Regions from separate parts of the Homo sapiens genome. Here regions 1 and 3 are each linked to region 2. A link is an interaction called in ENCODE POLR2A ChIA-PET data of the cell type or tissue named here. Cell type or tissue: CD4-positive, alpha-beta T cell. All regions are shown on one strand. Links, peaks and the distances in the headings refer to the core of each region. The heading gives the core; the rest is flanking DNA.

Region 1 (7,132 bases), core at 1,495-6,494, 200 kb after region 2:
TCAGTCACCATAGGAAGGCCGATATCTCTTCAACATAACAGATTCCATGCGCTTTCTGTGTATAACCAGTGGTGGGATTGATAGGTGAACGGGTAGTTGTAATGTAAAATGTTTAAGGCACCTTCAACTGCTTCGCTTCGTGTGTCTAGTAATGTACCTTCCCACCAATAGTTTATAAAAGTGTCTTTTTCTGCGTTTCTACGTTGGCCACTGCCTGTGAACATATGGGTTTTTTGTTGTTTTTGGTAAGTTTCATTCTAATTAGAGTGAGAGGTATCTGAGTCTGGTTTGCAGTTAGACATTTGTGTGAGGATTAGTGAAGTTGAGCAACTTCTCTTTGACCTGTCAGTCAATTTCGTGTTTTCTCTTCAGATGTGCCTGTTCAGGTTCTTTGCCCAGTTTTAGCTTGGGTATTAGGTTTTGTTCATTTTTCCAGTTAAGAGTAGTGTTAGTTTCTTGTACATGTTAGATAACAACCCCTTTCACAGATGATTCTGCTGAACTTTCTTTCAATCTGTAGGATGCCTTCTTTAATGGTTCATTGTTTCTCTTCCCCATGCGGAAGCTCTAAAATGATGTTTAGTCCTATGTGTTTGTATTCACATTTTTGTTTTCCATCCAAAAAGAATAAAAAATAAGAAAAAGTATTGCCAAATCAATTGCATGGTCAAAGGGTTTCTTGCCATAGATAATTTTTGGTTTTCTTTTCTTTCTTTTTTGCAAACTGCGTGCATAGATACAAGTTTTGCCGAAATAGAAACTCCCGCTTTTCTTATAGGAGCTTTGCGGCTCCAGGATTGGATTTAGGTGTCTATTTTGTGTTGATTTGGGGGTATTACATGTTTCAGACCCTGAAATGTTGATTTCTTTGGCATGTTTTTGTCTGATATCCCACAATGGGGGTTGTGTTCAAATTAAGCTGTGGGACATCTTTTAGATACTGAGTTCAAACAGTTCTCACCTTCCTTGATGTTCATTTAGGGGAGAGGTGTCAGAAGGTCTGGGAAGATCCACAGTGGAAAAAGTTTATCTGTATTTCGTGGAGACTGATGGCCAGCTCCCTTCTGCCCAGGACTTCTGGAGAAGGCCAGCCCTACCACTTGCTTAAATACCTCCCATCTCCAGCCCTTCAGTAAATATTTAAGTGATTTGTTAAATATTTAAACCTTAAGAAAATTGAGTAACCCAGTGGAACTTGAATTTAACTAGAATTTAAGTTTGAGAATAGCTGGTCAGTAGAACAAATGTGACATACTATGGGTGACATAGATTGGGTGACATACTATGGCTTTTAAGGGGTTTTGTTTTGTTCTGTTTGTTTTCTTAAGCAGAGTTAACAATAATTTGAATAAAGAAGGAAAACATTAAATGCTTGGCATGTGTAATGTGAATGCTATTCCATAACTTGTTCAGCCATAGCCTCAATTTGACATGCTAGGCTATGAATCCTAAAGACTGGTATATGGTTACCGCACTGGAGTTACTTTTCTCATTCCAACAACTACAGAACATTTTGAATAGTTTTTTAAAATTTTATTTTAACGAAAGTTAAGAAAAAACCCTTACTTATACACTAAAGAAAATAAACATAAAATGGTCTCCCGCCTGACTCACAAAAGTCCCATGGCCTGATCCTGGCCAGCAGGAGCAGTTGGTGATGAGGATCCAGGGCAAGATGCAGCTGAGCTGCCAGCCTCCTAGATGTGGTTCCCTGGTGTCTACGGTCTGGGTGAGGGATGGTGCAGAGCCGGTGTTCTGGCCAGCATCCCGGTGGGTTCCCAGCCACTGCAGGATGTTGCCAGCCTACGGGTTTTCGGGCTCCAGCTGGCAGGACAGCTTGTAGCTGCAGGACAGAGAAGCAGCTGTGAGGCCACCATGAGCCACACATCAGGTCCCCTGTCAGTGCCTGCCCAGCTGGAATCCTGGGTCCCCAGTGGTCCCCATGCAACAGGGCTTGATGCTGGCCGTGGAGGCATGGCCATAGGCTCTCTGCAGCTGGCCACGGGAGAGCCTCCTCTAGGCCAGGTGGGGTGGCTCACACCTGTAACGTCAGTACTTTGGGAGGCTGAGGTGGGTGGATTGCTTGAGGCCAGGAGTTTGAGACGATCCTGGACATCATCGTGAAACCCCATCTGTACCAGAACAACAACAGCAGAACAACCGGACATGGTGGTGTACAGCGGTAGTCCCAGCTGCTTGGGAGGCTGAGGAAGGACTTGAGCCCAGAAGGCAGACGTTGCAGTGAACAGAGATGGTGACACTGCAGTGCAGCCTGGGCGACAGAGCCAGACCATGTTAAAAAAAAAAAATGGAGAGCCTTCTCCCACCCTCAGCCCATGGGCTAGGCCCTCACCTCTCTTTGTCACTGAGCTGCTCCATTCTTGTGAAATAGGTGACAAATTTCTCAAGAGGCCGAAGCCTGTAATTCATGGCAGCCACTTGGAGCAGCTGCATTTCCTGCAGAACTCGGACCTCCTAGAGACAGAGGACAGGATGCTGACAGGGCCTGGGTGGAAGTTGCTGTGGGGGCCTTTGGCAGGCAGGGAGAAGGGGCTGGTCCCTGGGGCAGTTTTCTGAAGGGGTCCCATGCAGCGCCCCCAGCCTGTTCTCAGAGTTGGATATAAACAGCCCCTCCTGCAGGAATTGGTCTTTGATTCCAGTGCTTTTCCCATTTTCTCCTGGGATAGGTCCCCTCCTCCTGTGTGTGTCAAACACTCCCAGTAAGCCTAAGATGTAGAGGATGGAGCCAGGGAGTGTCCTGCCCAGGGTGGACTGTGACGTCCACATCCCCACCCTCATCCAACGTGAGTGCCCCAGCTGCTCACCTTGCTCCTCTTGTTGGTGTTGCCCTGGAAGGCAGACAGAGTCCATCAGAAAGGCCCCTGGCCCACAACCAGCCCCACCCCACCCCTTCCCATGCTGCACTACTGCCAGGGCCACCAGGGTCAGGGGATGTGCACACGACAGGACTTGGACCTGCCTCAGGCTCCGGGCTCTAGAGCAGGGGGAATGGGAGCTGAGGCCCAGGGACCTTCTGCCCCAACCCTCTGTGATGACAGACAGGGAAACTGAGGTCTCTCATAGAAAGAAAGCGCTCAGTGACCTTGGAACTGCCTGCCCTTGGAGAGGCTCAATTTCACCCTCCTATTACGGGACTACCCTAGGGAGAAGCTGAGCCCAGTTCAGCCCACACCTCAGCAGCTTTGCAGTCAGGCAGCTCTGCAGCTTCACCACTCAGGAATAGGGCCTGGTGGCTGCCATGGAGCCTCCATCACTCAGAGGTGATGAGATGGGCCTGACACCCCCACCCACAGGAGCAGCTGTGAGGCTCTTAGGAGAGGAGGTTTGCCAAGGGCTGAGATCTAAAGGCTCGGTCCAGGACCCTCTCCTCCCAAGCTTCAGGATCTTGGTTCCCAAGCACCCTGCCCCAGGCTCACTCACATCCAGGTCGTCCGGGATGGCCGAATCCAGCCTCTGTAACTCAGTCAGAAAATCCCCCAGGAAGGGGACCACACCCTGTGCCAAGGAGGGGTGGGGAGGTGGGAGGGGTAGTGGTGATGAGTATTGGCCCTCAGGTGCCTGCCCAAGGTCCTGTCCCATGAAATCCCATCAGCCCCTGTCTCCCAGAGCCCCCTCCTCAGGTCTCCCGGTTGGAGCAGCCAAAGACCCTCAGCTGCCTTTCCCAATTCTCTGCCTCCTGTATCCCAGCTGACCTCCAAGTCTAGCAAGCACTCCTTGTTAACCTCTATGGTGGGATTTTAACAAGTCACAAAGGCCTGTGGTCCCAGCTTTACCCTTCCCCACATCTAGTCTGAGTCCAGCTTTCCCAGACCCTTCCTCTGGTCTCTCAAATGAAGGTTTTCCAGGCCCAGTGGCCACAGGAGGACAGGGCTGGGGAGGAAGCCCCCGCTGTCTTGATATGGAGGCCTCCAGCTGGCGGGGAAGGGAGCCCTGTCCTCTGATCCCCTGCGGCCCGTCCATGCCACAGGCTCACTCACCTTCTTCTGCCTCCGCAGCCTCATCTGGACTCTCTGGGGGTTCCTCTCCTGGGTGGCCACCTTAAAGCTCCCCGCCTGCCAGGTGTCAGCGACAGGGACAGTGAGGCTCTCCTCCTCTCCCCCAGTTACACCCCAGCCACCCCGCACTTGGATCCCCAGGGAGTGGCGGGAGCCACCTGGCACCGTGCTCATACCACTGGCCCAGATCCACACTCCCTGTGTGTGTCACCCAGTCTTGCAGCCGGGCCTCCCTGAGACTGTTTCCTCTTCTGTAAAGAGTGATGCAAACCACAGCTACCTCACAGGGCCTCTGAGGGCTCAGTTTCCTGTAGCTGTTGCCGTTGTTCTCACCGTCATCCCTCTGAGGAAGAACCAGGCACGAGCACCCTCAAATTGCTTTCTTTTCTTGAACTTCATTTCTACCCTGTGAGGCCTGCACTACAGGCTCAGCATCCCTTCATTTTCCAGATGAGGAAACAGAGGCCCAGAGCGGGCAGTGGCTCCCCAGGGCCCCCAAAGAGAGGACGCCTCCTTCTGCTCCTGGAGGCTCCGTCTCGGCTGCCTTCAGCTCACATCCCAGCACCACCACCCATCAGGGTCGTGTTCTCTGGAGTCTTTGAGTGTCTAGGTCTCCAGCCACATACAGTCGTGATGGGAAAGGGACAGGGCATTTTAGGAGACCTGGTTAAGTGGCACCTGCCTATCCCAGCCCCACTGGAATCTCTGCCACGCAAACTGGGTTTGAGCCATGCCAAAGGCTTCGCCTCGCCAATGATCCCCCAGGGGAGTTCCGTGCACGGAACTCTCTCTTTCTCCACTGAGGAAGTAGCCTCCTGATGCGCCATCTCTGACTGCAATGGCAGGGTTTTCCAGAGTCCTGGGTGGGGTGACATGTTGCCTTCTCATTTGCATGGACGATTCTGAGATCTGGTCAGGGAGGATCCCCTAGCAATGTATGAATCCCCCAGATACTTGTCATGAGCATGCGTCGCTGCTAACCGGTGAGAATCCTCTGACATGACCGTTTTTGGGTGTCTGCAAAGGGCAGAGTGGGGAGTCCCAGCAAACAGCTACGTCTGTCCCCAGTATGCCCATTGGTACCCAAAGCTGGGCAGTTACTGGACTCCCTGCCACATGAGCTTCCTCTGTTGTTGTTCCCCCTCTCCCCCAGTGCAGGCCAAGGCCCCCTGCCCATGGAGGTGTGCTGCAGACAGCAGCAGCAGCAGCAGCAGCAGCAGCAGCAGCAGCAGAGGCCTGGCTTCCTGAGGAATTGCTGGCCGGTTTGAGGAAGGAAGGAAGTCCCACCTACCATGATCACCCTCCAGCCTGGAGGAAGCTCCATGCCAGCAGCATGGACCAGCATGGGAGCCAGAGCCCTGCTAATGCTGCAGCTCATCACCCCTGCTCAGCAGCCCAGCAGCCCAGCAGCCATTGCCACATCCCATTTCCAGGGCCTCCTGCCCCCATGCCCCCACGTGCCCATGGACCGACACACCACTCTTCCTGTTGGCCCAAGGTAGGCATGGAGGGAATTTTTCAAGTCCACTTTTAGTAGGTAAGTCAAAACCAAACAAAATAACCACTCGACACCTGGTCCAATGCCCTTCCAAACTCACTCTTTTCTCTGACCCTTAAACACTTGTCCTGCATCTCCCAGACTCCACTGTACCTTGATCAGTAGGTCCCTCTTCACTGCAGTGTCTTTTTTGCAGAGTTCTTTTAGCTCTTTCATGCTTTTGCTATGGGCAGAGGAAAGAAAGAAGGGTAAATTTGGGAATCAGGGGAGATTTGTGAGTTCCAGTCCCTTTTGTTTGAAAACCCAGTGAATCCCAGCTTACTGGGTGAGAGTTTTCAGTGGAGTCCTCTGATCACAGGGGCTCCAGAGGACCAGGGTGGGACCTCTCATGCTCCTCCCCTGGGCCCCATCTCCACTTCACATGAGCCACTGCGTGTTTACAGTTAGCTTTCAGCTGGACACAGAGTTCCACTGCTGGGTACAAACACCTGAAAGCCTCCAGTTGGCTCCAGTCTGTTCCTGATGGTTAAAAAACCTTAGTCCTGAGTTGGAAATCCTTGCCTAGGAGTCCAGGGCAGCTTAGTGACCACAGCCACCGGCCCATCCCTGCCTCCAGTGTCCCTGGACTCCAAGAACCTTTCAGAGTCATTGAGGGCACATGGGGGGAGACCTGTGAGTCCCTAGGTCAACCCTGATGCTGCCATGGAGAGAGCCCTCCTCACCTGGACACTCCTGCCCACGTCTTGTGTAGCTGACCTATTGGGTTGCTGCACAGAGCAGAGACGATGACGTGCACCGAGGAGAAGTTGTTGAGGCTTAGGCACTCCTGGAGAGGGAAGAATGAGCTGTGCGGTTCAGAGTTGGAGCTTGGCCCACTACAGCCTCAGCCCCCTCTGCTGAGATCTCCCCTCCTGGATGAAGCAGAGGCCTGGGGAGCCTCAGGAGGGCAGACCTGGGGCCGAGTGGATGTCACTCATCTAGGAGGATTTTAGTTCAACCCAAGGAAGACCCCAGGTCGGAAGTGAGCAGCCACCACTGGGCCGTGGGAGTCAAGGTGAGTGAAGCTCTGGCAAGAAGAGCCTAGGGGATGTGCAGGGTCCAGGCCAGAGATACAGATGCCGATCCTGAAAGCCGATGGAGGAGAAGAGGAAGTTCCCCATTTTTAAAGAGGGAATCCCCAGGCCCAACCATAGCTTACCCTGGCCACCTTGATCCAGTGCTCCACCACCCTGGCCCTGTCCCGGGCCCTCATGCTGTGGTCCCCGAGGCAGGAGGTGGTGATGCAGTTGGTGAGCCTGTTGAAGTGTGCGATGGTGGCACGAACTGTGGGTGCCATGTGCTCATTCCCCTTCAGATGTCCTTGGCCCCAGATGCAGCCCAAGCATTCGTGGAGCACCACCTTCTTGAACAGCTCCTTTGGGGGAGGAGGAGAGTGTCACGGACACAGCACACTGCAGCTCAGAGTCACCCACAGTCCCAGGCAGGGACTGAGCTCACAGTCATCCACGGTCTCTGGCAGGAACCAAGCTGGAGCTCAGAAAGCTTTAAAATGGGCTCCAGACTTGTGGGAGTCCCTGGGTTTGGTTTTCTGCCCCCGAGGGACCTGAATGCATCATGG
Region 2 (7,132 bases), core at 1,452-6,451:
GATACCTAACCACACTTCCTCATTGTCTCTGTCCCTGCCTCCCTATCCACTGCCATCAAGGCTGGCACATCAGGAACAATAGTGCCCTCCGAGGAAGGGGTGAGGGAGAGATTTCACAATTTATCAAGACCTGAGTGCAGGCACAGGCCACCTGCTGTCTCCTCCCTTCCCATGGCATTCCTTGGATTAACCGTGCCTCTGAGGATGTGAGATGTCCCTGTCATGCCTCCGTGATTGAGTATGTGGGAAGGACTTCTGATGAATCCCTTCATTTCACAGATGGGAAAAACTGAGGCCAGTAGAAGGAGCAGAGTGGGAGCCTGATCCTGATCTTGCTGGAATCGGGCTCCCAGAAGGGAGTGGGGTCTGGAGGCTGGCGGTGGGGGGTGGTGGGGAGGGAGTCTCTGCAACAAAGCAAAATTCCTGGAGGGGATGAGGTGGGACACATGCAGGGTGGGAAGTCTTGGGAAAAGCCTACATTGCTGGGCTGTCCAGAATGGACAAGTACCGAGGGGCCCCTGGTGCCACCAGCCCAACGGATCACAGAACTGGGTGGAGCTATGTCCAGAAATGGAAACCTCAGCTAACAGGACCTGGGCTGAAGCAAAGGGGCCTGTGGGTGTTGACCAGGTGGCCTCAGGGAAGGTATCCCAGAAGAATGGTGTGTGTGAGGCTTATAGTGGACAGATGGGGGACAGGCCTTGAACCTACAAAATGAGGTTCAAGGCCTGCCAGGCTGTCTGTCTGTTGCAAACAGTGGCCCTGAGGAGAGTGAGGGTCACCCTGTAGGCCGGGGGTCTTTCTCAGCAGATGACATAGTACCACCAGAGTGATGGAGAACAGGCAGATGGACCCCACACCTGTCTGTCCTGTACCTCAGAGTTTGTGGCGTTACTTGGAAATGCATTTCCAAGGCTGACCCTGCAGGTCCTGGGGCAGTCAAACAGGGGTTTGAGGAAGAGACCCACCACCTGGTGGGCAGTGGAGCCTGTGCTTTGGAGGAAATGGAGCTGGCCATGGGATGGGGGTCAATGGGGGCAGGTGTGGCTTGAAGGTGGGATGTAGCAGCTGACCTCCCCAGCAGGCAGGCCGGTTATTAGTCCCAGGGGACTTAGGAACACTTTGGGCAGGGCAAGCGGATAGGTCCCTGACCCACAGACACCCCCTTTGTTCCTGGAGTCCAAGGACCCATGACCTTGTGGATGCCCCCAGGGGGCCACAGAACCTCAGACACTCACCTGCTTTTGGAGGACAGCTCTCACCAACCCTCCTGCCCTCACACAGCAGGTGCCCAGCCTGCCCTGCCCATCTCCTCGGCCCTCAGAGTCTAACTTGCTCATGTGAGGCCACAGGGCCCTTGCAGGGGGCATGGCATTGAGTGTATGACCATGCCCTGGATCCTGGGGTCAGTGTCCTCATCTGTGAAATGAGGGAGTTGCATTAGATGCTCATGGGGCACTGCGCCCCTGCTCTCCCTATCTGTGACACAGCCGAGAGCAAAGACCGCTGAGGCGGGGTGGGAGCCAGGGGGCCAGCCAGGGCTTGGTGGGGTGTGGGGCCCGAGGCAGAAAGAGTTTGTTGTGGGGGGAACTGGGGGTCCTGGGCAAAGCTCAGCCTCAGGCCTTGGGAGGCTGGGGCTGGGGGCACCCAGGAGCTGAGGGGATGTGATAAAGGCCAGGGCCGAGGAGGGTGCCTGTTACACCACAGGTACTCAGATCCAAGAAGGAAACCTCAAGCCTGAAAGCCAGGCTGAGAGGAGTGGGACCTTCCCGCTACAGCTGGAGCCATCCCATGCCCCCCATGTCTCCCCCAGCTGGGAGGTAGACGAGGGGCTCCACCGCCCTCTCACTGAGTTAACAATGAGACTGAGGCCCTCGGCTGGCAGGGAGTAAGCTGAGGAGGGCCTTGCTTTAGAGACCTTCATGGAAGGGGTGCCCCATCCCAAGATGGGTGCCACCCTTCCAGACTCCCTGGAGCTTCTATTCTCCTTCCTCTTCCTAATCTTCACCCCACCCAGCCCCATTGCTCTTCTGGAAGGAGAGCTCGCTGTCCAGTACTGCGCGGGATGACCGAGTGAACAGGGGACTGGAGACGAGATGTGGCTGGAGACTGAGAGAAGCAGAGGAGTCACACTCCACTCACCTCCACCTCCCAAAGTGCCGGGATCACAGGCTTGTGCCACTGCGCCCAAACATAACTGAAGGTTTTACAGACATGTCTGTGGCACCACAGAACACGAACGGTCCCAATGGAAACCCCACGCCCAATTTCCTCAGGGAACTGCTGTGGCGGAGGCTTGGTGGGTGTCTGAGGGGAGCAGAACCCAAGGCGTGGGGTTCGGGGGTGGACGGGGCGGTATGACCAAGAACTCTGCACCTCCCCCACCCACCCGCCTGAAAACTCTCCTGAAGTCACCTAACAAAGTGGATGGCAGTGAGTGGCTCTGGGTGGGATCTTTCTGTCCTCTGGCTACCCTCTGCCCAACAAGAAGGCTGGGGAAGGTGGGGCTGAGAGAAAGGTCTAGGCCTAGAAGACCTCGGACTCCTCCCAACTCCAACTCCTCCTCCCCCTCTTCCGTGGTCGGCTCACCTCCAGCACCCCACGTGGTGGCCCTAGGTACAACGGATTCCGGCGGGCAGAGCGCCTTAGATCCCGAGTCTGCAGCCCAGGGCAGAGTGCCAACTTCTCCTCATCCCTTCGTACGCCATAGAATGGAAAGACACTGGGGCTCCTCTGTTAGGAGCGTAGGAGGGACAGGCTGGACAAAAGGGCTCCCGAACAGCAGGTTCGGAGGAGAGCAACCCGGCCCTGACCCCCGCCCCCAACACCGTTCCCGACCTCGCTCCCCAATATCCCGGCTCTGCACCAATTCCTCCCGCAAGCCAAGGAACCCCGAGGCACTCCTAGTCTCTAAACCGTTTATTTCTCCCCACCAGAAGGTTGGGGTGGGCGGGCCTAGAACACAGCGTGCGGCGGGTTCCCGGGTGGAGCCAGCGCAGACAGCGTGGGTCCCTGCGGCTCTTAGGCGAAGGTGGAGTTGTTCCAGCCCACATTGGCCGCGTTCATGTCGTAATAGTTGATGTAGACCCTGCGGGGGGAGGAGGCCGGACTCAGCGGGTGGCTCAGTCCCGGGCCTGGCCGCGCGCCGCCGCCCCTCCCCCGCCCCTCCGCGACTCCGCGTACCTGTCCGGGCTGATGCGCAGGCGCTCGGCCAGCAGGCCGCACAGCAGCTTGCTGTAGGAGCGGTTCTGCGCGCCGCCGATCTTGCCGATGCTGTGCAGGCTGCAGAGCGCGCACGGCTCGCTGGAGCCGCCGAAGGCCATGAGCTGGTCCGGGACCACGTGCACCGCGATGTACTGCGAGGAAAGGGCGCGGTCAGCCCGCCCCAGCGACCTCGTCGGGCCCCGAACGTCCACTTCGGGCCCGAGCCACCGTCCTCCCCCCGCCCCGCCCCCCAGCTCCGTTCAGGAGTCGCCTCCCCAGCTCCCAGCGCGGAACCCCTCGTCCGGTGGGCACCCCCCTCTTCCTGTCCCCTCCCGGCAAACCTGGGGGGGCTTGCCGGTGGCCTGCGCCAGCTGCTGGGTGAGCTCGGAGAGGAACCCGTCCGGCACGGAGGCGCGGGGCACGTTGGTGTTTACGATGAACATCGGCATGATGGCAGAAGGACCAGGAGACCCGCGCAGAGGCACAGACGCACGCGCCGCGGCCGCCGCTGAGCTACGTGCCTGACTTCTCGGACACCACTGTGGTCCCGCCTTTTGTGACGCCACCGCCGGCGCCAGGCCCCGCCCCCGCGAGGCTGCGGCTCCGCCCCGAGTGGGGAAGTCACCGCCTGCCTCGGCTCGACCCCCGCAGGGCAGGACCCTGGGCGACTCCGCCCGTTCCTCCAGCAACCGCCGCTAAGCCCGGCGCACCGCTCCAACCTGTTCTCCACTTGGCGGCTAGAAATCGGCCTGTTCCGGCCTCGCCTCGGGTCTTTCTTAGTCCTTTCACTAAGTCACCGATGTTAGTCGCCAGGAGGCGCTGTGCCGGGGGTGGGGATGCGGCGGTGAACCCGGAAGATGGCCCCTTACCCTTCCAGAGATGAAGCCCAGTTCATTCCACTGCACGCACTGAGCCCCTGTACCTCCTGTCTTTGGGCCACATGTCCTCAAGGGCTCCAGTCCCGCATGCGTGAGCTTGTGTGTTTGAGATGGGGCGGGGTAGTCATCGCGGCAGGTGAGAGGGGAGCTGCCCCTGCGAATCACCATCCAGGGAACTTCCCTGAACCCCTGCTCTTTAAAGAGGATAGGATGCTGGGAGGCACCGAAGGGAAGGAGGCGAGGTCCAGAGCAGGTTCAGTGGTTCAAACGTGCTCAGCTCCCCTTCTCTGGGCCTCTGGGCAACTTCAGCTCCTCAGGGAAGCCACACCCTAGTCAGGTCCACCGTGTATGGCCTCTCATAGAGCCCTTGGTGAATTTCTTAAATGTCTTTTCCACTAATGGTAAACTCGGGGACCATCTAGCAGGTGCCAGGCATACAAGAGACATTGACTAATACTGCTGAATGAATGAATGAATGAATGGGTGAAAGAAGATAAGCCATGACATAGCAGGAAGAGGACAAGGCAGCAACTGGATCACAGGCCAGGTCCTCAGAGATTTCCAGGGAGGTCCTGTCCTTGGTCTCTGATAGGTGCAATCCATATACCAGTCTCAGTGAAGGCCATGTGATATAGGAAGGACACCCATGCCTGTGGGACCCTCGTGGCACCAGCCAGCCTCCAGCTGGGAGGCCCCATGGCCCATTTATACAAATAGCCTATGGGTATTGGTTCCTGCAGCTGGGCCCCAGACTCTTTCCCTCCTGGTGTCACACCTTCTCTTACCTGTGCCCAGGGCTCCCTAACTGATGGCACTCCATACCATGTCTCCAGCCAGGGGCACTCCCCTAAGTCCCAGGCGCTGACAGCAGCTGACTGAGTGTCCACTGCTCTGTAAAGTCCAAATGTATGACTTGTCCTCCTACACCTCATCACCTGCCAGTAAAATATGCTTCCTTTCACTATCCCTTTATTCCCACTTCTCTCCATTCCCTGAACTACCGCCTAGTCTACACTACCTGCATCCCCTTTGGCCTGGACCACTGTGACTTCCCTATGGTGGACTGCTGCTCCTCAAGGGAGGAGTCTGTTTCCAGCCCCAGGCAGCAGAGTTAGCCCCGACTCCCTGTGCCCTATGAAAGCTGAGCAGAATTACATAAGTCACTCCAGGCAGAAGACTGAAGAGCCAGGGCCTGGTTGACCTGTGCCCTGTGAACCTGAATGACAAGGTGCAGCCTCGCCAGCAAGCACATGAGCTGCCCCTGGAGGTGAGCCCCTGCCAATCTCAGGTTGTTACCATAACAAAGGGTTGCCTTACCTGGCCAGTGACGGAGCAGGAGCATTGCCATCTTGAACAAACACCACCATTCTAAGTTCCCCCTTAATTAAAAGCCGCCTAAATCCAGCCCGAAAATATCAGCCTAATAGCTAATGTCAGCATAACCAGAAACATTCCAACCCTAAGATAAACCCTTCTCTGACCAGAAACATGCCAACCCGGAGACAGCCTCCCTTCTGACCAGAGACATTCCATCCCCGCAATAAACTTTCCCTCACACAGAAACATTCAGAACCTATGATAAGAACCCCCTCCAAAACCCTTAAATATCCTTAGTTTGTAAGAGAGTGTGGCTCTGACCTAACTTGGCCAGAAGCCCCTCTCAAGTTTGTTTTCCAAAATAAACCTGTCCTTGTTGACTGTCGAGCCACCCTTGGTGTTTCTTTCCTCTTTAATTCTTATAGCCAGGACAGCCTCTGAGCCACTTGTCATCTCCTTGTACCCTCCCCAGCTGTTTCCAGTGGCAGTCAGCCTCATCCTTCTAGAAGGGTACCCAAAGAAGTGATATGATTTGCCTCTTACTAGCATGGACATTTGGCTCACTTTCCCCATCTGTAATTTGGGGATGACAATAGTGTTCACCTGACATAGAGGTGTTATGAGCACCAAGTGGCCTAAATGCCAATGACAGTCTCCTCTGATACTAGGGGTAGTACTGTCACAAGGCCCTGGGGTAACCCGGTCCCTGTGAGCCTCCGCCAACCCTCCCTGGTTCTCTGAGTTATGGCGCACTGTCCTTCAGTACCATGGCTCCTGGCTCCAGGGTTGGGGGTTGGTTCTGAAATCCAGTTTGCCCACATTTTCCCTCATCTGACTCCAACTCATCCTTCAGTTCTTGGCTCAGCCTTAGTTCCTTGGGAAAGCCCCCGGAGCACCTGGCTTGGTCCATTCCCACACGTGCCCAGTACCTGTCCTGTCCTTCGAGGCTATCTCCATATTTCTGAGTTAAGACTGCATGTCTAGGCGGTAAACTCCATCCCAGTGGGGACAGTCTCTTTTTGGGCATTGCTGTATGCATACCTCCTGACCCCTTACCTCCGTGGTAGGCAGATGACCCCCTGCCCACTAAAGAATAGCAGGGGGAGGACAAGCACTAATCCCTGGAACCTACAAGTATGCCATGTTACCTGGCAAAAAGCACTTCACAGATGCAATTAGGATTATGCATCTGTGCATAATAGGGAGATTAGCATGGAGCATCTGGGTACACCCAATCTAATCACATGAACTCTTAAAAGCAGATAATTTTCTCCAGCTAGAGTGCCAGATTCCAAGCAAGAGAAACACTCGATGTCCATTACCGGCTTTGAAGATGAAGGGGACCAGAGACCTCATGGTACAACCACAAGGAACTGAATTCTGCTCACAACCAGATTGAACTTGGAAGTGGATTTTTCCCTTGTCCCTTCAGATACCTTGACTTTGGCCATGCGAGTCCTTACACAGAAGACCTAGTCATGTCACGCCGGACTACTGACCCACAGAAACTGTGAGATAATAAATGCGTGTTGTTTGAAGCTGCTAAAAATTTGTGTTGATTTATTATAAGAGCAAAAAAAAAATAATACACCTTGGGACCCATAGGGACACAATAATTATCCGCTAACCATGGACAAATGCGCTAGGAGGCATTGGCAGGCATGGCTGCTGACTCCCTCTTCCTCCTCATGGCAGCATCCCAGATCTGTTCGTTAGAAGGTTCACTGCCCCAG
Region 3 (7,132 bases), core at 1,157-6,156, 140 kb before region 2:
TGTGATCATAGCTCACTGCATCCTCAAACTTCTGGGCTCAAGCAATCCTCTCACCTCAGCTCCATGAGTAGCTGAGGCTACAGAGGCACATCACCACACCTAGCTAATTTTCAATTTTTTTGTAGAGACACGGTCTTAGTATGTTATCCAGGCTTGTCTCAAACTCCTAGCCTCAAGTGATCCTCCTGCCTCAGTTTCCCCATTGTCTTGATATATTTTGTCAATCTGAATATCTGTATTCCTTACATATTTAATAAGTAAAAGGAGAAGAAAGAAAAGAAAATATGCCCAGGCCTGGTGGTTCACACCTGTAATCCCACTTTGGGAGGCTGAGGTGGGCAGAATGCTTGAGTCCAAGAGTTCGAGAGCAGCCTGGGTAACATGGCGAAACTCCATCTCTACTAAAAATACAAAAAGTTAGCTGGGTGTGGTGGTGGTGCATGCCTATAGTCCCAGCTACTTGGGGGCATGAGGTCGGAGGATCGTTTGAGCCTGGGAAGTCGAGGCTGCAGTGAGCCCTGATTGTGCCACTGCACTCCAGCATGGGCAACAGACTGAGACCCTGTCTTTAAAACAATTTGAAAAAATGAGAGTCTTATGGGATTCAAGAAAACTCATGTACTTTGAAGACAAACCTTGGTTCACATCCCTGCTGCAACACTGATTAGCAGAATGATCCTGAGCCTCCATTTCCTCATCACTAAAGTGAGGATAAAGACTCCTTCCTTGCAAGATGGCATGAGGATTAGTGTATGCGTAGGAAGCAAACAGCGCAGTGTCTGGTGCTTTAGAGGTGCCCAGAGACAGACTGATAGTAACATGAAATAACAGCAATACTATTATGACTGTAAGTATTAATATATTGAATGCTCAGTTTCAGACTTTGTTTTTGATACTATTATGCATACCAACTCATTTAACTTTCACAACTATGCTCTTCTTTATTATTACCACTATATTGGTGTAGACCTAGAGATACCAAGAGACTGAATAACTCACTCACAGCCACACGTGCACTGAGCAGCAAAGGAAGAATTCACATGCAGGCCTCTGCATCCAAGCATGTGCTCTGCCCCAGCCCCTGCTCTCCAGGCCTGGTCAGTACTAATTGTTATCACCTATGGACCTACCCTAGAGCCTTGGGTACTATAGCTTGGTGATCCACCACTACAAACTCTTCTTTTTGGCCCACAAGACCGCAACCTCATCCCCTCCACCAAGAGCTTTCAAAACACCAAGGTAGCTAAGCACTGCCAAAACCACACCTCTAAGTAGAACTCCATGGCTGTCTCCAGATCCTCCCGCTGGGCTGCCAGCTGGGCCAAGTTCTTATAAGTGGAATATTTCAGTATCAGCCCAGGGTGTTTCAACCCCTCTTTCTCATCACCGGATGAAACTGCCTGTGAACAAAACAGAACAGAAGTGACAACTAGACCTTGAAGCCTCAGCAAGCAGCCAGCAGGATACTTGGCTTCCAGGCTGGCCTCTGCTGCAGGCCCTTGAGCCAGTCTAGTGTTGTCCACCACTGGAAAATGAAGGCACTGCACCATGTGTTCTTATAAGACCACTCCTACTCCAAGCGCACAGAGAAGAACAGACCACCCTGAGGTATTAATAGTTTGCAGAGAGTCTGGGCATCCAACAGAGAGAAACTGCCCCACCACTACTGCCATGCCTGAGGGTTCAAGCCTAGCGAATAACATTTACAGCATAGGTAGACCCAGTCAGCAGCTCCAGGTATAAGATAAAAGACAAAGTATCAGCAGGCTGCCTGGGGGCAGAAGGCCTAGAGCTTCACTGCAGGCACTCCAGGATTAGGAATCAAGAGACTGAGCTCCCAACTCTATAACTCATCACATGAGCATAGACAATTGCTAATTTAACTAAAACGTTAGTGTCTGACCTCTGTAATTAAGAAAAATAATTCCTACCCTAAATAGCAAAAGTTAAAGTGAGCTGAAAGACCATCAGAATTGCAAATATGCTTAATATGAAAAGTTATTTCATTACAGCTTTAATGACCTTATATTCTAAGAAACTGCTGATTAGAAAACTATTGCTCCAACCACAGGACAAAGACTAAAACATTTTCTAACAGAAAAACTCACGGGCACCAAGAAGCTCTTTCCTGGGGCAGGTGGCTTCCACACATTGCTCTTCATGTTCTGAACAGGTAAGATCTGAAGACATGCCACCCTCAGGAAGCATCCCTTGACTAATCCAAGAATCTACCTACCTTGGAGGTCTTAAGGAACTTCTTTAAGACTGAGAAGCTCAAATGAAGCCCCATTCAGTTATCTTCTACCGTCATCTGACTTATCATACAAAAAGGCCCCCAAGAACCAGCTGACCAGGGCTGGATCCCAGCTACCTCTGTCCCTCCAGGTACAGAACTCTTCAAAGAATAGTGGGAACAAATTTACAGAGACTAAGTGAGTCTACTTCGAACTAAACAATCAGCAATACACATGGACATGCACATAACAGTGGATGCTTTTAACTAACCTCCACCTAACAGACTACCTACATTCAGCACCACTCTCCATCCACCCTGAAAGGCTTGCCCGAGCAAGTCCCTCTAGGACACCCACCAGTCAGGGTGAATGCTTCTTAGGAGTCAGCTGGGGTCCAGGGCCTATCTATGCCAATCTTCTGCAAAACTGTAATTATGTAATTAACATTAAGTATGCCAATGCAATATGAGTGTAAAAAGAAACTGTTCTATGTATTTTCTGTACTTCTCCATTGTTTACAATGAGCATGTTGTCCCTTTTAAGGCTGAAACAACCTTTTAAGGCTGAAAGTGATACACTGTGCACAGAAAGATGCACACACCTACAACTAAAAGGCTGACACATGACCGTGCCCTTAGGTAAAAGGTTTCTGCCTAGCAACTGTTGGATGCTGGGCCCACCTGGCATTCCACCACGTCCTGAGAGGGAAGACCAACATGCCCACCAACTGGTCCATAACCAAAGCTCAGTAAACATGGAATAAACTAATTTTCCCTCTCTGGGTCCTCACCCACTTCCTACTAACAGGAGAGGAGGAGGTCACAAGTCCCATACCACTAATTCCAAAGCACTGTAACCAGTAACCAAAGAATCTTGACAAGCTATATAATTAGGAATACAAAGAAAAACCGTGGGTGAGAGAAGGAACAGATGCTTTCTTCTCACAATTAAAACTCAGTATTCTATCTCATCGGCAGCAAAAACCATCAAGGTTTTTGCTTGAGTCATAAGTGTCTGCATGCCTAGCACTACAGGAGACTCTGCTCAACTCAAGGACTGTGCAGTCCAGTAAATACCCATGGAGCTTATCTGCTTCCTTAATGCACATCATCTGCATGTTTGGGCGAAAACAAACATGAAAACTTGAAAACAAACGCCTTTCCTCCTAATGAAATATACACCTTCCTAAATCAATTTCAGGTTGGGACCAATTCCCAAACCTCCAGTCGACATCTCCAGTCAACTCGAGGATTAACTCACTCACCACTACCACAGTCCCCATGCTGGGACCAGGTCTTGCTCTGCCTGCCCCTCTCTACTGTAACCAGTGTCCCCAGTCCTTCTGACTATATTCAAAATTGCATGGCATGTCTATACAGACTTCCCAAGCTCATGGTCTTTTACTCAAATGGCATTTGCTAAAATGTGCTGCCAGTAGGATCATTAGGTATCAGCAAACCATGGACTCCAAACCTGGTTCGAATGCTTCACTTACTTGGATGGCTTTGAGCCATCAAGACCTCACTAAGCCTCAGTTTCCACATTTGTAAAACCCAGCTACTGGGCAGAGTGGTTGTGAAGATTAAGTAATAACGATAGCTGGCCTTTAACAAGCACTTACACCAGGAATCATTTTACATGCTTCACTGGATTTACTCAACCCTCATAAAAACTCAATGAGGCAGATACCTAGAGGTGGGGAAATAGGGGCAGAGAGGTGAAATAATGTTTTCAAGGTTCCCCAGCCAAGAAATGGGAGAGCAGAGGTAAGGCCCAGAGTACCCAGCCCCACAGCCCATGCACTAACCACCACGGCACACTGCCTGGCCTGCTGATGCCTCACCTCCCGCAGCAGGCTCGCCTCCAAGAGCTCATGGTAGGCTTTGGCAGACTCCTCAAACCGGTCATGTTTCTGCAGATCAAGGGCCTTGTGGTACAATGCAAAAGCCTCTGCTTCCTGCAAATCAAGACAAGAGATGTTTTCATACAGCATAAAGATCTGTCTTTTTTAAGCCAAAAATGTGTGTAAGGCGGGGCTACAGTCAGAGGAACCAACCATGTGATTAGATAGCTGGAACTTTCAGCTCCCCCACCTCCCAACTTCCAGGAAGGGAAGAGAGGCTGGAGATTGAGCTGATCACCAATGATTTAATCAATCATGCCTATGTGATGGAATCTCTGTTTAAAAACCCTAAAGGGCAGGGTTCAGAAAGCTGCTAAGTTGGTGAACAACATCAAGGTGCTGGGAGGGTGCCGCACCTGGAGAGGGCACGGAAGCTCTGTGAATCCACCCCATACCTTGCCATAAATATCTCCTCCACTTGGCTGTTCCTGAGTTGTATCCTTCATAATAAATTGGTAAATGTAAAGTGTTTTTCTAAGTCCTGTGAGTCATTCTAGCAAATTATCAAATCTAAAAGGGGTAGGGGGTGAGAATCCCTGATTTTACAGACCGGCTGGACAGAAGTGTAGGTATCCTGGCACTCAACGCTTGCAACTGGCATCTGAAGTGAGGGCAGTTTTGTGGGATGAGCTGTTAGTGCTGTGGAGTCTGACACTAACTCTGTGTAGCTAGTGTCAGAATTGAATTGTAGGACACCCAGTTGGTATATGGAGAGTTGGAGAATTGGTATGGGGGGAAAATACCCCAAACATATGATATCAGAAGGGTTGTGAGTAAAATGTTCAGTGTGAATGGTTTCCATTGCAGGCCAGGCACAGTGGCTCACATCTGTAATCCCAGCACTTTAGGAAACCAAGGTGTGAACCGAGGAGTTCATGGCCAACCTGGGCCACATAGAGAGACCCCTGTCTCTACAAAAAAATTTAAAAATCAGCTGAGCATGGTGGCCTGGTGTCTGTAGTCCTAAACTACTCAGGAGGCTGAGACAGGAAGACTGCTTGAGCCCAGGAGTTAGAGGTTACAATGAGCTGTGACCATGCCACTACACTCCAGCCTGGGTAACAGAGTGAGACCCTATCTCTTAAATAAACAAACAAAAGCTGGTTTCCATTGTTTTCTTTTCTTTTTTTTTTTTTTTTTTTGAGACGGGGTCTCACTCTGTCGCCCAGGCTGGAGTGCAGTGGCATGATCTCAGCTCGCTGCAACCTCTGCCTTCCAGGCTCAAGCTATTGTCCTGCCTTAGCCTCCCTAGTAGCTGGGACTACAGACATGCACCACCACGCCCAGCTAATTTTTATACTTTGAGTAGAGACGGGGTTTCACCATGTTGGCCAGGCTGGTCTCGAACTCCTGACCTCAAGTGATCCACTCACCTCAGCCTCCCAAAGTGCTGGGATTACAGGCATGAGCCACCGCACCCGGCCTGGTTTCCATGTTTTTCTACTCACCACTCTGCCATAGCCTGATCATTGCCTGGGGAGGATGACAATCTCCTGTGGGAGGGAGGGGGCACTGGGTAGGTTGAGCCTCACTGACATGCCTTGCAGACTAGGGACAGGTGACTAGTAGACTTCTGAGACAGCTCTGGAACTGTCCTGATTTCTACCATAAAATGCAGCGGGGTGGAAGGGAAGGCATATGTTTATTTCAGGGAAAACAAAGGCAGGAGCAAACTCTTATTACACTAGGATAGGAGAAGGGTATGGAGATGAATGGATGGAAAGAAGAAGGCTGAAATGGAAGAGATGCCAGGCCTCATGGGAAAGAGGAGTGACCAACAATCTAGGGAGTTGAGGTTGGACCTGGCTCCCTCACTGACCTGGAGGGTGATCCCAGTCTAGGCTGCTCCCCTCAAGAGTCTCATCACACTGTAAAGTGAGGGCAATACACTAGGGAACCTCGAAACACCATCTACCATTAATATTCTACCATTCCCTGGGTATCCCAACTCCTGAGGGCTGCACAAAGAATGGGGTGCATGGAAGTAGGCCTGGGGGCTGAGCTGGCCTTCACATACACTGATAGAATAAATATAATTTCTCCTCTATATGATCGTCTGCTAAGTAAAACAGGTTTAACAGGAGATGGAGAGCTAGCCATCTTTCAAAATGGAATTTCCCCCTAAAGCCCCACTGAGGAGATGCCTAAATGTATTTAAAATGAGGTTCCCTCTATAGAAATGAGAAGGTCCACCTACAGAGAAGACCTCGCATTACGTACCTGAGCCTCCTTTGTCTGGGTTTTGTGACTTTTAAAGCTTCCTTCATGATCATCCTCAATGGTGGAGCTGGCATTTAAGGCTGCAATTCGAATCTAGAAACAGGGGTTTGGTGGAAGAGACAAGTTGCTTTGAGATGTCACTCATCTCTTCAAATACCCACAGATGAATACAATTCTGCTCCAGCATATGATCTATTCTACCTTGAAAAGCTATGACCTTCTCAGATGTGGGGAATGAACAAAAAAATCATCCTCTAAAGAAAAAAAAAAAGAAGGGCGGGGGGTGGGGGGCCGAGGGGGGAGGGTTATGCCAATCTGTGCAGAAAGTATGTCCTGGGTACTGTCCACTGCAAAAGCAACAGACACTGGGGACACCCCAGCAACAGCTCAACACAGTAGAAGACCCAGGTAATGGAACAACAGATTTCAACAAAACATGTTAACTTTATGTCTTTCCAGCAACTGTGACAAGGTCCTGCAAGCCGCTTCAACCACCAGGCAAGCAATCTCACACCCTCAAAGGTGCCAACAGCCTTCCTGGGAGGAAGGCTACTCCATAATAAGAGCCTTCAGAATCTAACAGGAAAATGCCCCTCGCCCCCAGGAGTAACGTAACAAAAGAACACTGAGGTCCGCAAAATAGGCAGGCATCAGTCCTTACCATATTCAGAGAGATTCAGCACTGCCACGAGCATCACTTCTCATCACTGGCAAAGGTTGCCCCAGTCCACAACTCTCCTAGAAAGGAAATAGGACAAACTGAGACAAGGCCTAT

What was found. ChIA-PET counts read pairs that join two places held together with the same protein. Peaks named below come from ENCODE experiments on the same cell type or tissue, not always from the same donor. Only the 100,000 strongest peaks of a DNase experiment are listed, where the experiment ranks them.
Region 1: POLR2A ChIA-PET joins it to region 2 with 10 read pairs; 5 of 35 experiments call an interaction of 5 or more read pairs at or near these places.
Region 3: POLR2A ChIA-PET joins it to region 2 with 10 read pairs; 4 of 35 experiments call an interaction of 5 or more read pairs at or near these places.

Annotation. Positions count from the first base shown.
Region 1 is chr22:23,693,555-23,700,686 of GRCh38, reverse strand. RGL4 (ral guanine nucleotide dissociation stimulator like 4) reads right to left here. Exons shown (of 11, transcript NM_153615.2): 4 at 6,713-6,928; 5 at 6,237-6,340; 6 at 5,668-5,737; 7 at 3,999-4,073; 8 at 3,442-3,516; 9 at 2,826-2,849; 10 at 2,354-2,475; 11 at 1,519-1,843. The coding sequence ends at 1,804. It also overlaps the pseudogene GUSBP11. Among named protein-coding and RNA genes, the nearest start is that of RGL4, 6.1 kb to the right of the region's middle. RefSeq lists enhancers at 3,953-4,032, 4,767-5,267. In CD4-positive, alpha-beta T cell, for the core only: no CTCF peak of the experiment used is centred there; DNase peaks (open chromatin) are centred at 4,296 and 4,951; H3K4me3 peaks cover 1,937 bases; H3K27ac peaks cover 3,436 bases.
Region 2 is chr22:23,890,996-23,898,127 of GRCh38, reverse strand. MIF (macrophage migration inhibitory factor) reads right to left here and starts at 3,745. Exons shown (of 3, transcript NM_002415.2): 1 at 3,546-3,745; 2 at 3,184-3,356; 3 at 2,905-3,088. The coding sequence starts at 3,653. The coding sequence ends at 3,022. MIF-AS1 (MIF antisense RNA 1) reads left to right here. Exons shown (of 3, transcript NR_038911.1): 2 at 2,018-2,299; 3 at 2,596-4,418. RefSeq lists enhancers at 2,455-3,262, 3,263-4,070. In CD4-positive, alpha-beta T cell, for the core only: CTCF peaks have their summits at 2,637, 3,797 and 4,001 (motif pointing right); DNase peaks (open chromatin) are centred at 2,587, 3,247 and 3,847; H3K4me3 peaks cover 2,596 bases; H3K27ac peaks cover 2,409 bases.
Region 3 is chr22:24,035,407-24,042,538 of GRCh38, reverse strand. It overlaps CABIN1 (calcineurin binding protein 1), which reads right to left. Exons shown (of 37, transcript NM_012295.4): 2 at 7,019-7,095; 3 at 6,358-6,450; 4 at 4,078-4,191; 5 at 1,266-1,400. The coding sequence starts at 7,021. Among named protein-coding and RNA genes, the nearest start is that of CABIN1, 28 kb to the right of the region's middle. In CD4-positive, alpha-beta T cell, for the core only: no CTCF peak of the experiment used is centred there; a DNase peak (open chromatin) is centred at 4,148; H3K27ac peaks cover 874 bases.